Linked DNA regions of Mus musculus: region 1 is linked to region 2. A link is a loop called in an ENCODE intact Hi-C map of the cell type or tissue named here. Cell type or tissue: left cerebral cortex. All regions are shown on one strand.

Region 1 (8,000 bases), 240 kb after region 2:
TCAATGGTTTTTGGTTTTTGTTATTTATTTATTTACATGCCAAATGCTGCCCCTTTCCTGGTGCCCCCCCAGAGACCCTCCCCCATACCCTTCTCTTCTGAGAGGGCCCCCCTGCCCCGCCCCAACCCCGCCAGGGTATTTCCCCAACCCTGAGGCATCAAGTCTCTGCCAGATTAGGAGCATCTCCCACAGAGGCCTAGAGCACTTTTAAATCACCCATCCCAGGCCTTGTCAAAGTAGCCATGACTAAAGGAAATCACAGAGATTAAATGAATTGTTTAATTAATTGCTTCATGCGTCATAAAAGTTTGATTGCTTTAACTATAAAGAGGCAAGATGGAGGTCAAAGGGCATTATCTTTTAATTTGTTTATTTCTGTTTTTCATTTGATTTTAGGGTTCTCCATATTCTTCCAAATTTTACTCTCAGTTTTAATTTTGCAGTGGCTCCTAAATGTCATGTCAGAACAAAAGGCTCTGTCTAGAAGTCCTGTTCCCACTCCATCTGCTTTATCCCTCCTGTCCTGTCTCTGCCATGCCCTACAGCAGGTAGCTAAGCTCATTAGTCTCTGCTTTTTTTTTTTTTTTTAATTTCTATTTTTGTTCCTTTTTTCTTGAACAAATAGGTACCTGTTCTTACTTCTTCCCCTAGAGGGTATTCTTGAGGTAATTTCTTTCACGACTGCCTCACCACCACAACTACCACCTCCTCCTTCTAGTCCTTGTCCTCCCACTCTGCCACCCCCCTCCTCTGGTGTCTGCTGGCTGGGAGGATCAGGACCAGCGACAGCCCATGACAAAGGGATTTGTTTTGTGTTAATCCTCACTGGAGTTAGTCATAGTGACAAGGAAATAACATTCTTCCCAGGGCTAGCTTCATTTCAAATCCTGGCCAGAGACCTAAAGAGACCTACGTAGCCTTGTGAGGGGTTACGTAGCCACAGCCTAGTCCCTGCAACTGAGGAGGCAAAGAAGTATCCACAACCAAGCTTCTGCCTTGCTCATCCTCCTAGAGGAGGACACAATGCTAGTGTACACTGGCGTCCTAAAAACCACTTGTAAGACCTTTTCAGGCTCATGCAGCGTCCAGGAGTCCTGCACACGTTGCAGGAAAACCACGCTCTGCATCTGTGCTGGCTAGTTTCACGTCAACTTGACACAAGCTAAAGTCAACCGAAAGGGAGGAACCTCAATAAAGAAAATACCCACACGCCTTTAATCCCAGATTGGGCTGTAGGCATACCCGTGGGGAATTTTCTTAACTAGTGATTGATGTGGGAGGTCCCAGCCCATTGTGTGTGTGTGTGTGGGGGGGGGGTCCTGTGTTACATAAGAAAGCTGGCTGAGCAAGCCATGATGAGCAAGCCTGCAAGCAGCACCCCTTTATGCATCAGCCCCTGCCTCCAAGTTCCTGCCCTGCATGCGTGCCTCCCTTTCCCACTTTTGATGTGAGCTGTTCTAGAGAACTAAGAATGAAACAAACCCTTTCTTCCCAAGTTGCTTTTGTTCACGGTGTTTCTTCACAGTTATAGGAACCCCAGCTAAAGCAATGCCTATACCTTTTTAAAAACATGAACTTTAAGAATTGAAGACTGGGGCTGGAGAGATGGCTCAGCAGTTAAGAGCACTGACTGCTCTTCCGAAGGTCCTGAGTTCAAATCCCAGCAACCACATGGTGGCTCACAACCATTCATAATTGAGATCTGACGCCCTCTGCTGGTGTGTCTGAAGACAGCTACAGTGTACTTACATATAATAATAAATTAATCTTTGGGCCAGAGCAAGCAGGGCTAGAGTGAGCGGAGGTCCTGAAGTTCAATTCCCAGCAACCACATGATAGCTCACAACCATCTGTACAGCTACAGTGTACTCATATACATACAATAAATAAATCTTTGAAGAAAAAAAAATTGAAGACTGGCAATCCTCTGGACCCATAAGATCCCATTTCAAGGCGAATATAATATGTCTGAGTAAGTTAGTTTAAGTTATAGAGAGATGGCTGAAGGAGTGGAGTGCCTCTGACAGGAGTGTCCATTGGAAAAAGTGGGAGTGGGAGGACTCTTGCCTTGGAGTCAGGCTGTCCACAGTGGGTTCAGAGGCTGTGACTCACTGAGGAAAAGGAGTGCCCTGGGCCCTAGGGGAGGCTGCTTTCTCCAAACAAGCTGTCTTTGGCTAAGGAAGGAAATGAGGTAATCTCGGATTAATCAGCAGCCACCAGCCTGACAGATCTGAAAGTTCAACCATGTCCAGCTACTTCTGCTTATATTCACCTTTTTCCTCCAGGGTACCACGACATTAACATGCCAGGTTCTAGTAAGAGAGGGCATAGAACCCCTCCTTGGGTAGGCAGCAGCTCTTCCTCTCTGGACCTTTAACTTTCTCTTCTATTAAATCAGGAAGTAATTGATCACCAATGATGCAACTCAACCCATGGTCATCTTTCTCTCTCTCTCTCTCTCTCTTTCTTTCTTTCTTTCTTTCTTTCTTTCTTTCTTTCTTTCTTTCCTTCCTTCCTCCCTCCCTCCCTCCCTCCCTCCCTTCCTTCCTTCCTTCCTCCCCCCTCTCTCTTTCTTAAATAAAAATTGTTGATACAATATATTTTGATCGTATTCTTTCCCATCCCAACTCCTCCAAAATCCTCCCCAATTTTAAAAAATAATTTTGTAGGTGTTTTGCCTATAGGTATGTCTATGTACCTGGTGTGTGCCTAGTGTTCCAGAGGGCCAGAAGAAGGTATCAGATGCCCAGAGACTGGTGTTACAGATGGTTGTAAGCCACCATGTGGATTCTGGGTAACCAAACCAGGGTCCTCTGGGAAAGCAGCCAATACTCTTAACCATTGATCCATCCCTCAAGCTACCTCCTCCTCCTCCTCCTCCTCCTCCTCTTCCCCCTCCTCCACCCCAGCCAAATTTCTTGTTAGAAAAACAATAGAATTGAGCTGTTTTTTCACAAGGCTCACCTCCCTCCTTCAACATAGCTGCCATCATCTTCCTAAAACAGCTTCACCAGTTAGGCTCCCCACCTGCCCTTGAAGCTATTTGACATGCCAACTTCTAGACTTACTGCAACCAACCTTCCACCTCCAAGACTCTAAGAATCTATGCCTCAGAGAAACAGAATCTGAAAGTGAGTGGGAATAGAGAGCAGCCGGCACAGGGAGGAGCCTTTAACCCAGGATCCTAGATGGGGAGTGTGGCGGGATGCCAGGCTTGGGGAGAACTCAAAACAACCTTTTTACACAGTGTCCTTGTGCGTCCTGTTTCTCTAGTGACGCTGCTGCCAGCAGTGGGCACCACGTTCAAGCTCCCATGGGCAGTGAGGGGGCAAGGTACCCATCTGCCTTGTTGGCTAACCAGTGACTGGGGAAAGTGGTGCCTGAGTTCAGACTGCCCTCTGCTGGGATGTTCTAAGTCAAGGCACCCGATGGAGCACTGACTGCATCCGGTCATCTCCCAAGGAGTACCTGGACCTCCTCTCCTTATGCTGTTAGTATCTGCTTTAGGGTGAGGCTTCAGATCCAGGCCTGCAGGCCACGTGACAAGATGCTTAGTCGATGGGGAACCTTCACGAAGTCTGGCTCAGGTGTCACACAGAATCATACAACTGCGGAATCTTTTTTTTTTTTTTTTTTTTTTTTTTTTGGTGGAGAGGGGTTTATATTTTTATTAGGCCTGCTTCTTTCACTTGTGCTGGTTGGTTTTGGCAAACTGTAGTCATTTGGCAAAAGGGAAATCCAGTTAAGAAAAATTCCTCCATCTAGGTTGACGTGAGCGAGTGCTCCCTTGGGCAGATGGTCTTAAGGTGTATCAGAAAGTAGGCGGAAGAAGGCCTGAGAAGCAAGGCAGGAGGCAGGATTCCTCCATGGCTTCTGCTTCCATTCCTGTCTCCAGACTCCTGCCCTGAGGTCTCTTACTGATGCAGTGTGACCTGACAGTTGTAAGATAAGATTAACTCTTTCTCCCCTAAGTAAATTTTGGTCATGGAGTTCACTGCAGCATAGAAATTCTAATACATGTGCTTTCCTATTCAGTAGTAAGTGTGACAGTTCATCTTCACTGGCAAATAAGATTTAAACTCAGCATGGAATCACACCTCTGGGTGTGTTTGTGAGGGTGTTTCTAGGGAAGTTTAACAGAGCGCGATAGACTCACACTGAAAGTGAGAGGCACCATCCTGTGGAGTGGGGTCCTACACTGAATATAACGGAGAAAATGAAGACAGCAAAGTTGGCGCCAGCATTCCAGCCGTGGCTGTGTAGGTAACTTCAAGTTCAAGGCTGAAAATCCCAGCCAGGACACAAAACCGGGCAGGATTCTCATCACCTGCAGGCAGGAGAGCACAGAGAAAGGGTCAGGAATTGGCAAGCAGGCTTATACATATTCATATGGGGGAACGGCACTTTCAGAAGGGTCCATTCCAGCGCATGCTCAGTTTAAGATACATAGATTTGCGCCTGCTTGGTTAGGACTATAATTCGGGAAGAGCCTGGAGCTGAAAGGCATTCCTCCCCGCCCCCCGCCCCCCAGGCATTGTGGAGATGCTCAGTGGGAACTGGCACTTTCTGGTCACTTCCGGCTTCCAGCATCACTTGTCATCCACCATGGTGTGCTAGAAAAGAGGACTCCAAAGCAGAACTGGTTTTTATTTCCCCACCCAGCTTATTTTAAGGCATTCTTTTTTGGGGGTCAAGGGGGCGGTTCGAGACAGGGTTTTTTTTGTTTTTTGGTTTTTTTTTTTGGTTTTTTTGAGACAGGGTTTCTCTGTGTAGCCCTGGCTGTCCTGGAACTCACTCTGTAGACCAGGCTGGCCTCGAACTCAGAAATCTGCCTGCCTCTGCCTCCCAAGTGCTGGGATTAAAGGTGTGCTCCACCACGCCCAGCACGCCCGGCTATTTTAAGGCATTCTTTAGTATACTCTTCAACCACATCTCAGACACGTCCCACCTTATGCCTATGTCTTGTCTTCTTGCTCTTACTCTTTCTGTTCCTCTTTTTGTTTTGTTTGTTTTTTTTCCTAGACAGGGTCTCACTTTGTAGCCCTGGATGACCTGGAACTCTATATGTAGGTTAGGCTGGCCTGGAACTCACAGAGATCCATCTGCCTCTGCCTCCTTAATGCTGGGATTCAAGATATTAAAGCTTCTTTTTACTTTTAATTTGTTTTAATGATTTATTTATTTTTATTTCCTATGCATTAGTATTCTGCCTGTTTGTATTTCTGTATGAGGGTGTCAGATCCCGTGGAACTGGAAGAGCAGCAGCCAGTGCTCTTAACCTCTGAGCCATCTCTCTGGTTCCCCTTGTTTTAGATCTGAATTATAACCTTCCATCGCTTTAAAAGTTACTAAAATCTGTGGACCCTAACAGAGTCCCAGGCAACTTTCCCTCCCTAGCTGCTTTCCCAACCTCGATATATTTACTTATATCTCTCCTCACCCACTCCATTTCTTTCCCCATCCTAATCTTATTAGGTAAAGTCAAAGTAGGTACCACACTATCCTTTGTAGGTTACCCTCCAGCAGTTATTAAAGTTATAGGACCACTGTTGTTAGTTGGCTGGCATGACACTTGCACGGTAGTGGCTCTCCCTGTAATGTCACACTGAAGGAAGAATCCAGAGCTTCCACCAGGACCTCTGAGTTCCAGCACTGAGAAACTGTTTTCTGAACTGTATACTCAGCTCTACCACATCCAGACCACACAGGAACATTGCAAATACTTCAACTGAGAAAATAAAACTGATTAAAAATTAAACCAAGGGGGCTGGCGAGATGGCTCAGTGGGTAAGAGCACTGACTGCTCTTCTGAAGGTCCTGAGTTCAAATCCCAGCAACCACATGGTGGCTCACAACCACCCATAATGAGATCTGACACTCCCTTCTGGTGCATCTGAAGTCAGCTACAGTGTACTTATGTATAATAATAATAATTTATTTTAAAAATTAAACCAACCTGGCGTGGTGGCTCACGCCTTTAATCCCAGCACTCGGGAGGCAGAGGCAGGTGGATTTCTGAGTTCGAGGCCAGCCTGGTCTACGGAGTGAGTTCCAAGACAGCCAGGACTATACAGGGAAACCCTGTCTCAAACAAACAAACAAACAAACAAAAATTAAACCAAGCAAAGAAATAACACCACATGCACAAATCCCAACCCAGTAACATAAGAAATACACACACACACACACACACACACACACACACACACACACATACACACACACACAAAACAACAAAACTCTTCCCAAAAAGCCCACTGCTCCTATAGTACCGGTGTATAATAAGGGTGAGTTAGATGAAATCCCAGATTGTGGACTCAAGATTCTAAGTGTGTTCAAGGAAATCAAAGAGCGTAAGCTCCTGGCTGAGAACACAAACAGACAAATGAAGTAAGAAAAGTGCTGCAAGACAGGAGAGAAATTCAACAAAGAGATGGAAACACTGAGGAAAAGCCACCCTGAAATAATAGACATAGAGGACATAGTAAGTCAACGAAAAATCTCTGCGGAAGTCTCATCAATAGGACCAACTGACAGAACGCTGGAGCCTTTAAGCACGGTGACAGAAATGGAACAAACAAGGACGATGATAAACAATAAGAAGGTGTGAATGAGATTTCCAAGTTACATGTAGCACCATGAAAAGACCAAGCCTACTGATAACAACAGGGGTAGAGGAAGGAAAACAGTGTCTTTCCAAAGGCATAGAAAACATGTTTTTTTCTCTTTTAATAAGGGGTTTTACTCAAAAGGGTAGCTTTGAAAATCTCTAGCTTGTTGTGAACCAGAAAGCCAGGGGCCACCTCATCCTGACACCACTGGAGTCAGTGTACCTCTGAAACAAAGCCACTGTGAAAAACGAGGAGGACTCGAGTCCTACTTTGATTTAAGGAAAAGGACAAGTTTTTAATACAGCAAAACAGAACACAAAAAGTAAACAAATCCTTAGAAATCACTAGATATATGTGTGTGTTTATATAATTAGGATCATCATCAACATTTTAAGCCATTAAAAATCAGGTTGCCACCTCACCTTTTCTTTTGGTACTGGGGATATTCTTATTAAGAAATCCAGCCTCTATTTCAATGGCCTAGCCCAGCTTTCTCTCCACTGTGCCTCATCTCCACCATCCACTCCAGAGTCCAGCCTCAACTCTGCAGCCAGAGGCAGAGCCAGCACTCATTCTGGAGTGAGGACAGCAGGCCTGCGAGCATAGCTGAGCACGGACCTCACCCTTTCCTGGAGGAGCAGCAAGTGCCCACAGCTGGTCTGCAGTCGTTCAAGGGTGCCTCCTCTCCTCTCCGCTGCTATTCACTACTTTTTTCTGCCTAAAAGCAAGATGGCAATCTTAATCAAATAGGGAAGCTAGATCTTTAAAATAACTTAAAAATCACTTTTATATAAAGCAGCAAAAACATATCTTCCTCTCTGCGATAAGAAAAATGTTAACAAGGAACATGGTGATGTGGTGGGCTGTACAAAACTTCTGCTCGACTGGATCCCATGAGCATCTCAAAATCGCTCCTTCACCTTGGCCATGCTGCCTGAAGACTCTTCTCCAGTCACGTTTTCACTTTCTTCTGGGCTTAAGCTTTCATTTTCAGACCTGGTCCCATTAGGGATCAAGTTTTCCCCATTGACAAGCCCATTTTCAGCAGCCTTGACTTTGCTGACAGTCTCTGTGAGGCTCAGAGACTCCTGCACACCTGCCTCCTCCTCCAACTTTCTCAGGACCAGAGGGAGCCTTGAGTCCCCCACACCACCCTCCAAGAGCCCCAGGTCACTCTCCTCGTATCTCTGCGGTGGTGCCCTCTCCTCCATGTGTTTACGGTAGTACTCCCAGTTCGCGGCCGCACTCTTCACTGCTTTTTCCAAAATCTCCTTTTCACCCAAGCACAATTTGATGGCCATTGTGGCCCGGACAGAGAGGTCAGGATTTTTCAAGACGATCTTATCTTCCTCAATTGTTGTCTTATATGTTTTTAAAAGAAGTGAGGCT
Region 2 (8,000 bases):
GGTACTTGTCACCGAACCTATGACCTGACCTTCCAAGTCCCCCAGGACTCACAATGTAGAAGGGAAGAACAGAGTCCCGCAAGTTCTTCTGAATGTCACATGTGTGCTCTGCCATGCCTGCACATGCACACATTGTACATACATTATACATACACAACACAAAGTAAATAAAATGTAACTTCAAAATACTTTTAGATGATTTATTTTTATCTAATATGTCTGAGTGTTTCCCTGCGTGTATGCATGTGCATCACATCCATGCCTGGTGCCTGCAGAGGTCAGAAAGAAGGTGTCAGATCTCTTGGAAATAGAATTATGGATGGTTGTGAGCTACCATGTAGGTGCTGAAAATTGAACCCGGATCCTCTGTAAGAGCAACAAATACTCTTGACTGGTCTAAAAAAGTTACTTAGGATAAAGTTATACAATGGGCAAAACTATGTTAAGTGTGTGTGTGTGTGTGTGTGTGTGTGTGTGTGTGTGTACTTGGAACAGTGTGGTTCTCACATGTCTATAATCTAGCACTTGGGAGGGTGAGGCAGGAAGATCTGAGCTTGAGTCCAGCTCAGGATAGATAGCAAGACCCCAAAATAATAAATCCAAATAGTGGAGTTGGGAATGATTTCCTTCCAGTATGTTTTTCCTCTTCTCCAAAAGAGGCCTAGGTGATTACCAGAGCCTCAGAGTCCTGCCACTGCTGAGCAGAAATCGAATATTAGCTAGGAAGTCAGGCAGGAATGGCAGAAAGGAAAGCCAGAGTCTTGGTAATAACCATCAGGAACCAGGACTCAGAGGAAGCCAGGAGAAACAACTGCATGGCCCAGAAAGCTGAATGAATGAACACATCATGCTTAGGTGTCCTTGCCAGGGGACCTAAGCCAGAGGACCTGCAGGCAACTCCAACCTCCACCTACCAGAGGGCAGAGGTGCTCTGATCGTTTACTGTGGCCACTCAGATCTAGAGGGAGCAGCCAAAAAACATTTATCTATTTAGTACCTGCCAAACCAGATGCCGGTCCAGTGAGGAGCCAGCCCACAGTGCCTCTAGCTCTGAGCTTGCCAGAGAAGGGAAGAGCTGGTAATGAACATTTTAGGCAGGGAATGGGGCAAAGGAGGAGGGGAATAGGAGAATGGAGAAGCCAGCATGCTCTCAACTTGTCTTGCTGGGCATCAGTGCTGAATGGGTTGGATGAGAGAGGAGCTGAGGAGCCTGTGCCTGGCAGTGGACACAGACACCTTGCATTCCCTTGAGATCAGGAGCTGTTGGGCTGCTCAGGAATGCTGCAGGATTTCCTCTTATCATATATGGCAGTGTCAGAGACATAAATCCAGCCGGAGAGGAGCTGAGCCAGGAAAGTTTTCAGGAGGCTGAGCCATGAGCCAAGGTAAGTGAAGAACACCTGTACCCTGAGGCGTGGGCAGGGCTTAGAGAGATGTAGGTGGCTTCTTGGCGTGCCCCACCTATGTTAGCAGGCCAAGTGATGGGTTTTGTTGTGGCATTTCATACATATGTGTCATTCTCCTTAGTTCTTATTGACCCCCACCCCCCACCGAGTGCTCTTAAAGGGGCAGAATAAAAACAGTGGTACAGCCCGTTCCTTCCATGTGGACAGGAATAAGCCATTGCCATTCAAACAAAATAGTAAGGAAAACAAAACAAGACATGGGCAGGCTTGAGACCGACCTCTGGGGCGGGAGAAGGTGTCACAGAGACTGCTACACTGGCAATGACCATTTAAGAACAAAGGTAATTTCAGCATTCACACTGCCCTGGCCAAGCTTTACTTAGACATGATTAAGTACCGTAGGTTCACTGGGCTCTGATATTTTTTTAATCAAACTACTGAACTGAAAAATTGAAACCAAATTAAAGCTTACAAGAAGGCCAACTCCAAGACCAGGTCATCCTGTCCATGTGTGCATACTGAAGTGTCCCTGGCTGCCCTCCTGGGAGAAGGTGTGCAGAGTCTCTTCGAGGACTCTCTGTTGAACCACAAGAGCAGCACTGCTTGGCTTCATATGTTGCTGGGGCTTTGTGAGGTGTTGTTCTAATCATGGCTCAGGAGCTATGCAAGCTGAATTCAAATAAAAACCAACACTCACAAGAATGCAAATCAGAGCAGAAAAGGAACTCCTTAAAGGTCGAGAAATATCACCCTGTGAAAGGAGAGGATGCTGAACTGAAGGCAGTGGAATCTTTTCTCTTCTATGCTCCAGTTTCCAAATCTTTTCAATAGTCTTAAATCACTTCTAAAACAAAGGAATGGGGCCAGTGGGATGGCTCAGCGGGTAAAGGTGCTTGCTGCCAAGACCTGGGTTTAATCCTCAGGACCCACAGAGTAGATGGAGAAAAGCAGTAACTGTAGGTTGTTCTATGACCTACACACACACACACACACACACACACACACACACACACACACACACACACATAGATGCAAGAAAACAATTTAATTTATATTTAAAGTTATGGGACAAGTGAACATACTTAAGAGAAATCGGTTTGGTAGAGAAAGGGAAACACATTTTCCTATATGTGGCACTTCCATGCATTTGTGTTAACGAAGGAGCCAGTCATGGTATAAGCAAAACGCACAGTTGTTGCAAAATCAAAGAAAACCCAGTTCTCCACACCCCTAGATGTCCTAAGCCAGTGTCACAACAGTTATGTGGTTATCGTGTGTCACAAATTAAAGTGACACAGTAAGACAAGACAAAACAAAACAAAAAATCTACCCGATGAACTAATAGCGGCCACCAGCACACCAGACTGGCTCATTGACTCTGGCACAGGAAAAGATGCTCAATAGTCACTGTAGGGCAGTGGCTACAGCCGGTAGGATGCCTCTAAGGATCCATCAAAATTAACTAAAGCAAAGGCACTTGAAAAGATGTGGGGCCACTGAAACTCTCAGTCAGTGCTGGTGAGAAGTTCAAAATGGCCAGGCCACTCAAGAGAACAAGCGTGCAGTGAACAGCTGACACAGCAAGTCTATTCCTAGCCAAGAAAAATGAAGATGTAAGTAGACATTAAAACTTATATATGACTATTTGCAGCATCTAGATTGACGTGAAATTGCCACCAGTGGTCGAATGTATATCCAATGTTGTATATATTCGTACAACAGTTAAACACTAGAAAGAAATGAAAACATTAACAAACCTAGATAATTATAATGAACAAGGGAAGCCCGACACCAAAGACAACACAACACACAATTCCATCTAAAGACGTTATAGAAAGGCCCAGTTAAACTGTGGTGACAAAAAAGTGAATCATGTCTGCAATGGGGTTAGGGTAGAGGGTGACTTGATTGGAGTGTTGGTTTAAGGAGTTGGACATTTATTGAAAATGAGGAGGTTGTACGTACCCTCCATTGGATATTTTGTTACATGTAAGTTATACCTCAATAAGACAGTGGGGGTATTTTTTGTTGATTTGGTTTGGGTTGGGTTCTTTGAAACAGGGTTTCACCTCAAGTCCAGTTTCCTTGGAACTCATGGTGTAGACAAGTTGGACTCAAACTCGCACCCTTGAGACTGGATCAGCATCAGACTAGACTCACCGGCATGAGTCAGCTTGTCTAGCTTAACATTGATTTTAAAAGAAAATATTATAGCTAAGTGTGACATCCATAGGACCCCTCATAAGTATATACATCAGTATTTATACATGTCAAAGAAAGGGTTTAGCTGGGGTATCAAGTTATGGTCCTTTTGGGGTCCAAGAGAGCTTTGGGGTAAGACGGGGATATAAAAACAGGGCTGGTTCTTTCCCTGCAGATTCTAAGGTCTTTGCATTTTAGAAAAAAAAAGTTGCTTAGATAAAAGAAGGCCAGGAAGCAACTGGAACTTCAATGATTAATGAGCGTGCCAGGGAAAGATGACATTCAAGTCCGTGGTTTTTAATTCTAGAAGTGGGGGCGGGGCGGGGCGGGGACGGTGGATCCACATCCCATGGGAACTGAAAAGAAAGATGCTCTTTGTTATCTGTTAGCCTTTCTAGCACAGAAAATGTGTCCAAACAAGGATATAAACTTCGACAAAAAATTAATCCTATAGTTCGTAAACAGAGAGTTGTTTGTAAATAGAGAATTGTGATCCTTCTAGTGCCAGCTCCTCAAGGACTGGGAGAGCTCTCGCCCCCTCCTCGGCCTCCTCTGTGGCTTCTGCACAGCAGGCTCCTTCAGACCAACCCAGTTTGCTACCCACCCAGCTCAGTTCTCTGGTCCCACCATACTTTTTAAGCATTATAGAATCCTACATCTTACTCCGTAAAATATGAATCATCCCAAGTTTTATATCAGCCATCTTTTTATAGCCACAGATAGGGCACATTTAAAAATATACGTTTCACTTTTAGTATACCGACTAGCACATACGGACGCTATTTGTGGATGCAATGCGTTGACATGGAGCTGGAGCACAAATAGCGCATTTTTCTTATAATATCTATTTCCCCCTATCTTTATTTAGTTCAGTTTTGCATTACGAAGTTCCTGGGCTGATGAACTCAGCTTGGTAAACTCGCTCGAACTGCGGGCGTCCTGCCACTAGGTGGCAGACGGGTTGAGTCGCGGCTCTGCTTATCTGCGGTGGAAGCAGGGGCCTCCTAGCTCTTGCTGCCTGCATCCCTGGGAAGGGAACTTTCCAAATGACCGCCCAGTAAACATGGCATCTGTTTGCTAACATCCGTAGAACGTGACTATCTAATGATAACCAAAAACGTGCTTCAGAGGAAAACCTTCATTGAAAACGTTAGATTTCCAGCCCAGGATTCTGAACGCAGGGACTTTTCAGCCAAGCGAAGGTTTATTAGCTTCAGGAAGCCTGGTTTTGCTCACCATTCTTAAACCAATCCAACCAAAGAAACACTAAACGCAGCTCATAACCCCTGTTTTGATATAAGATATTGACCTCTTTTGCCTCCAATGTGTTCCTCTCTGATGGTCAGAAGTCCATAGACCAGGTCTGGGGCAAAGTTGAGCAGTACTGACAGCGCAAGGAATTGGAGAATCTAACCAAGTCTTCCCACATGCATGCCCTCGCCTGCTCCCCACTGAGCGGACTCGTACCCACTTATTTTCTTTGGGCATTTTCTGTTTTTCCCTCTCCATCTCCGGCTCCCTAAAACTGCTCCAGATAAAAGTTGACTTGAGGACCCAAAAGGAGTGAAGTGACACTGTCCTAGTGAAAGGCACAAAGGTTCTCTCTCCTCCTCACTAAGTTTGTGGCCCGCGTCCTGATCCCTGTTCCATTTTTAGTCGACATCCTGATCCCTGACCCAGGCCTTCTGTTTCTCGATTAAAATCAAACTTTAGCAGGAATTCCGCGCAGTCAGGCTACTTTCTCGCCCTGACGTCTAACCACGTTCCTCACTCTGAGTCATCATCGCCCAGGTGACGTGCAGTGTCCTGCCCAGTCATCTGCAAAAATCCTGTTAGGTGAGTATACCAAGAACCTTCCTGCCTCCTGATATTTCCTGTCTATCCTGTGCCACCCTCTGCCACCCACCGTGCTCCCTGCTGTAGATTTTCTCCTGCCCCTGCTGTATCCAGAACCCAGCCCAGCTCTGCACTGCGTTCTCTTTCCCCATTGCAACAGTCCTAAAATGAATCTGTTTCTCCCGTTATAACAAGTAGCTCTGGCTGTCCTTCAATGTGGGGTCATTTTTACTTCCGGGGTAATTTTTCTCAGAGAACCGTTTATTTGTTGTGACATTTCCTGCCTTTAACCTACACTTTTCAGAGCTGTGCCTTTATGTTAGAGCCAAATAAGCCTTCCCAGGACTGGGAACAGGATGGTCAGGCAGGAGGGAAGACACTTGAAGAAGAAGGAATCCTAGAGGAGCCCTGGTACTTGCTGCCCCTCCTATTTCCGGCTGGGTTCTGGGACAGGAGCAAGACAAAATCCCAGAGGTATTTAGACATCTGTGGCTCCACTGGGAGCCAGGAAAGCTACAAGCTGTAGAGAGATAGAAATGATGGCACTCATAGCAAGAAAGTACTGAATTCTGTGCAAATACAGGCAACACGAGCTTTCTGTGGTCCAGAGATCAGAGGAAAATCTAAAACTTTCCTTTATTCTACATCTCACACAGAGGGGTCTACAGGCCTGGAAGCATGTTAGTATGGTGAGGACCCATGCTGTCTTTTAGTGGGAACCACAGAACTCAAGGCCCATGATCTGAGGTCATGCAGCCAGACATATATCAGCATTTTCCAGAGCCACCACAAACAATGCCTTTCCACATGATCCCTAATACAAAGCTGGTTTCTGCCACAGTACAAGAGGAGAACTTCACCTGAGATTAAATACATTATTTTATTTGGGAAGTTATACTTTGCTTTATTAAGACTTATTTTATTTCATTTACGTGTATGGTGCCAGTGTGAGGGGGTTGGGGAGTGGGTGGGAAAATATACATGTGGGTGCAGTACCCTCAGAAACCAGAGGAGGGCGTAAGATTCCCCTAGACCTGGAGTTAAAAGTAGTAAAGAGCTGCCTCCGTGATTCAGGTGTCTCCTGCTTCGTAGGCTGCACAAAGTACATGGGATGGGTCATCTCGGGGCAGAACCTGCCAAGCCTGAACAGGAAGAGCTCTGAGTTGCGGTTTAATACATGCACATCTCTGTGAGACAAACACCGCAATCCCCATTGTCTCTGACGCTATTTGGCTGATGGGAGATGAAACTCAAACTTTTGCGTCTGGCAATTCTACACCTAGCTAGCACGAGCTCTCTTTCATTATACCACACTTTGGGCGTACTGGGTGACTGCCTTAATTTTCAAAATGTCTAACTTCAATCGAAGTGACAATGTAGGCATAGCAACCATGTCCTCTAACTTCCTGTTGATTCGGCATTTGGCTCCCAGTCAACCCCTTAAATGTTGGCTATACCCTGCCACCCAGCAACCATCCCTCCAGAAATGCCTTTCCATTTCTTTATTTGTAGACCTGTACTGTTCAGAGTGGCAGCCATGGCCACATGTGGCTACTGAGAACTTGAAATGGGACTCACTGAAATATAAAGCCTAAAACACACACTACATCTTATGTACAAAGCACAACATAGGATGTAGACAATCTCACTGATAACTTTTATATGATTACATATTCGAATAATATTTCTGATATTTCAAATTAAACAAAATATATTAAAATTTATTTGACCTATTTCTTTTTATTATTAATTATTTTTTTCTTTCTTTTCTCCTTTTCTTTTTTCTTTTATGAGACAAACTCACATTATTGAGTCCTGGTGGACCTAGATCTCACTATATAGATCAAGTTGGCCACAAACTTGCATTGATCACCCTGTGCTGCCTCCTGAGCACAGGGGTAACCAGCAGGAGCCACCTCACTGAGCTATCTTCTAATTTTTAAAAAAATAGAAACTAGAAAATGCTAAGTTACAACCTGGGTTCACAGTTGCATTTTATAATCACATTTCTATCTGCCCTGTTCTATAAAATTAATTTGATTTCTATTTTTAATGTAATCCTATATTGATTCTTTTTCAAGGCTAGTGACTTCTCAGTTCCTAGCACCAGGTTGTGTTTTGTGTAATTCTTGCAACTGTTAGTGAAAGATGTCAAATCGGGACATGGAGCTTGTTTGTACAGGACAGCTAAAGGTGTTTGATTCAGGAGCAAATCCTCCCATTACTTTTTGTTCACAGTAACCAGAGAACCTATTTGACTTCTAAACCTATTTTATAACCCTACAAAGACGAGAGGATGATCAAATCTGTTGTTTTGTGGTGTTGTAAGGATAACATGAAATAATACACATGTCGTGGCTGGGTAGCTTCCTGGCCACACTAAAGTGTCAAATCCACACTGTCCGCCACCGTGTGGTTTACTTTAGATGGCGTGATTCAGGAAGACCCTTCCTGTGTGGAAATAACATGTCAGACATAAATGAAGTGAATGTTAGAAATGTCTGAATAGAATAGAGGGCATATAATATTTCAAAGAGGACTTGCCACAATTCAAAA

What was found. A loop is a pair of places that touch in the nucleus more often than their neighbours do. Peaks named below come from ENCODE experiments on the same cell type or tissue, not always from the same donor. Only the 100,000 strongest peaks of a DNase experiment are listed, where the experiment ranks them.
Region 1: a loop joins it to region 2, with 2.4 times the contacts of the local background. A loop is called at or near these places in 9 of 42 quality-filtered maps.

What each region holds. Positions count from the first base shown.
Region 1 is chr2:129,170,002-129,178,001 of GRCm38, reverse strand. It overlaps the pseudogene Gm14026. Among named protein-coding and RNA genes, the nearest start is that of AI847159, 6.7 kb to the left of the region's middle. In left cerebral cortex, CTCF peaks have their summits at 1,756 (motif pointing left) and 3,397 (motif pointing left); a DNase peak (open chromatin) is centred at 3,373; H3K4me3 peaks cover 234 bases.
Region 2 is chr2:129,405,203-129,413,202 of GRCm38, reverse strand. No RefSeq gene overlaps it. Among named protein-coding and RNA genes, the nearest start is that of Il1b, 38 kb to the right of the region's middle. In left cerebral cortex, CTCF peaks have their summits at 4,543 (motif pointing right) and 6,460 (motif pointing right); DNase peaks (open chromatin) are centred at 1,331, 2,046, 3,647, 4,503 and 1 more place; H3K27ac peaks cover 4,026 bases.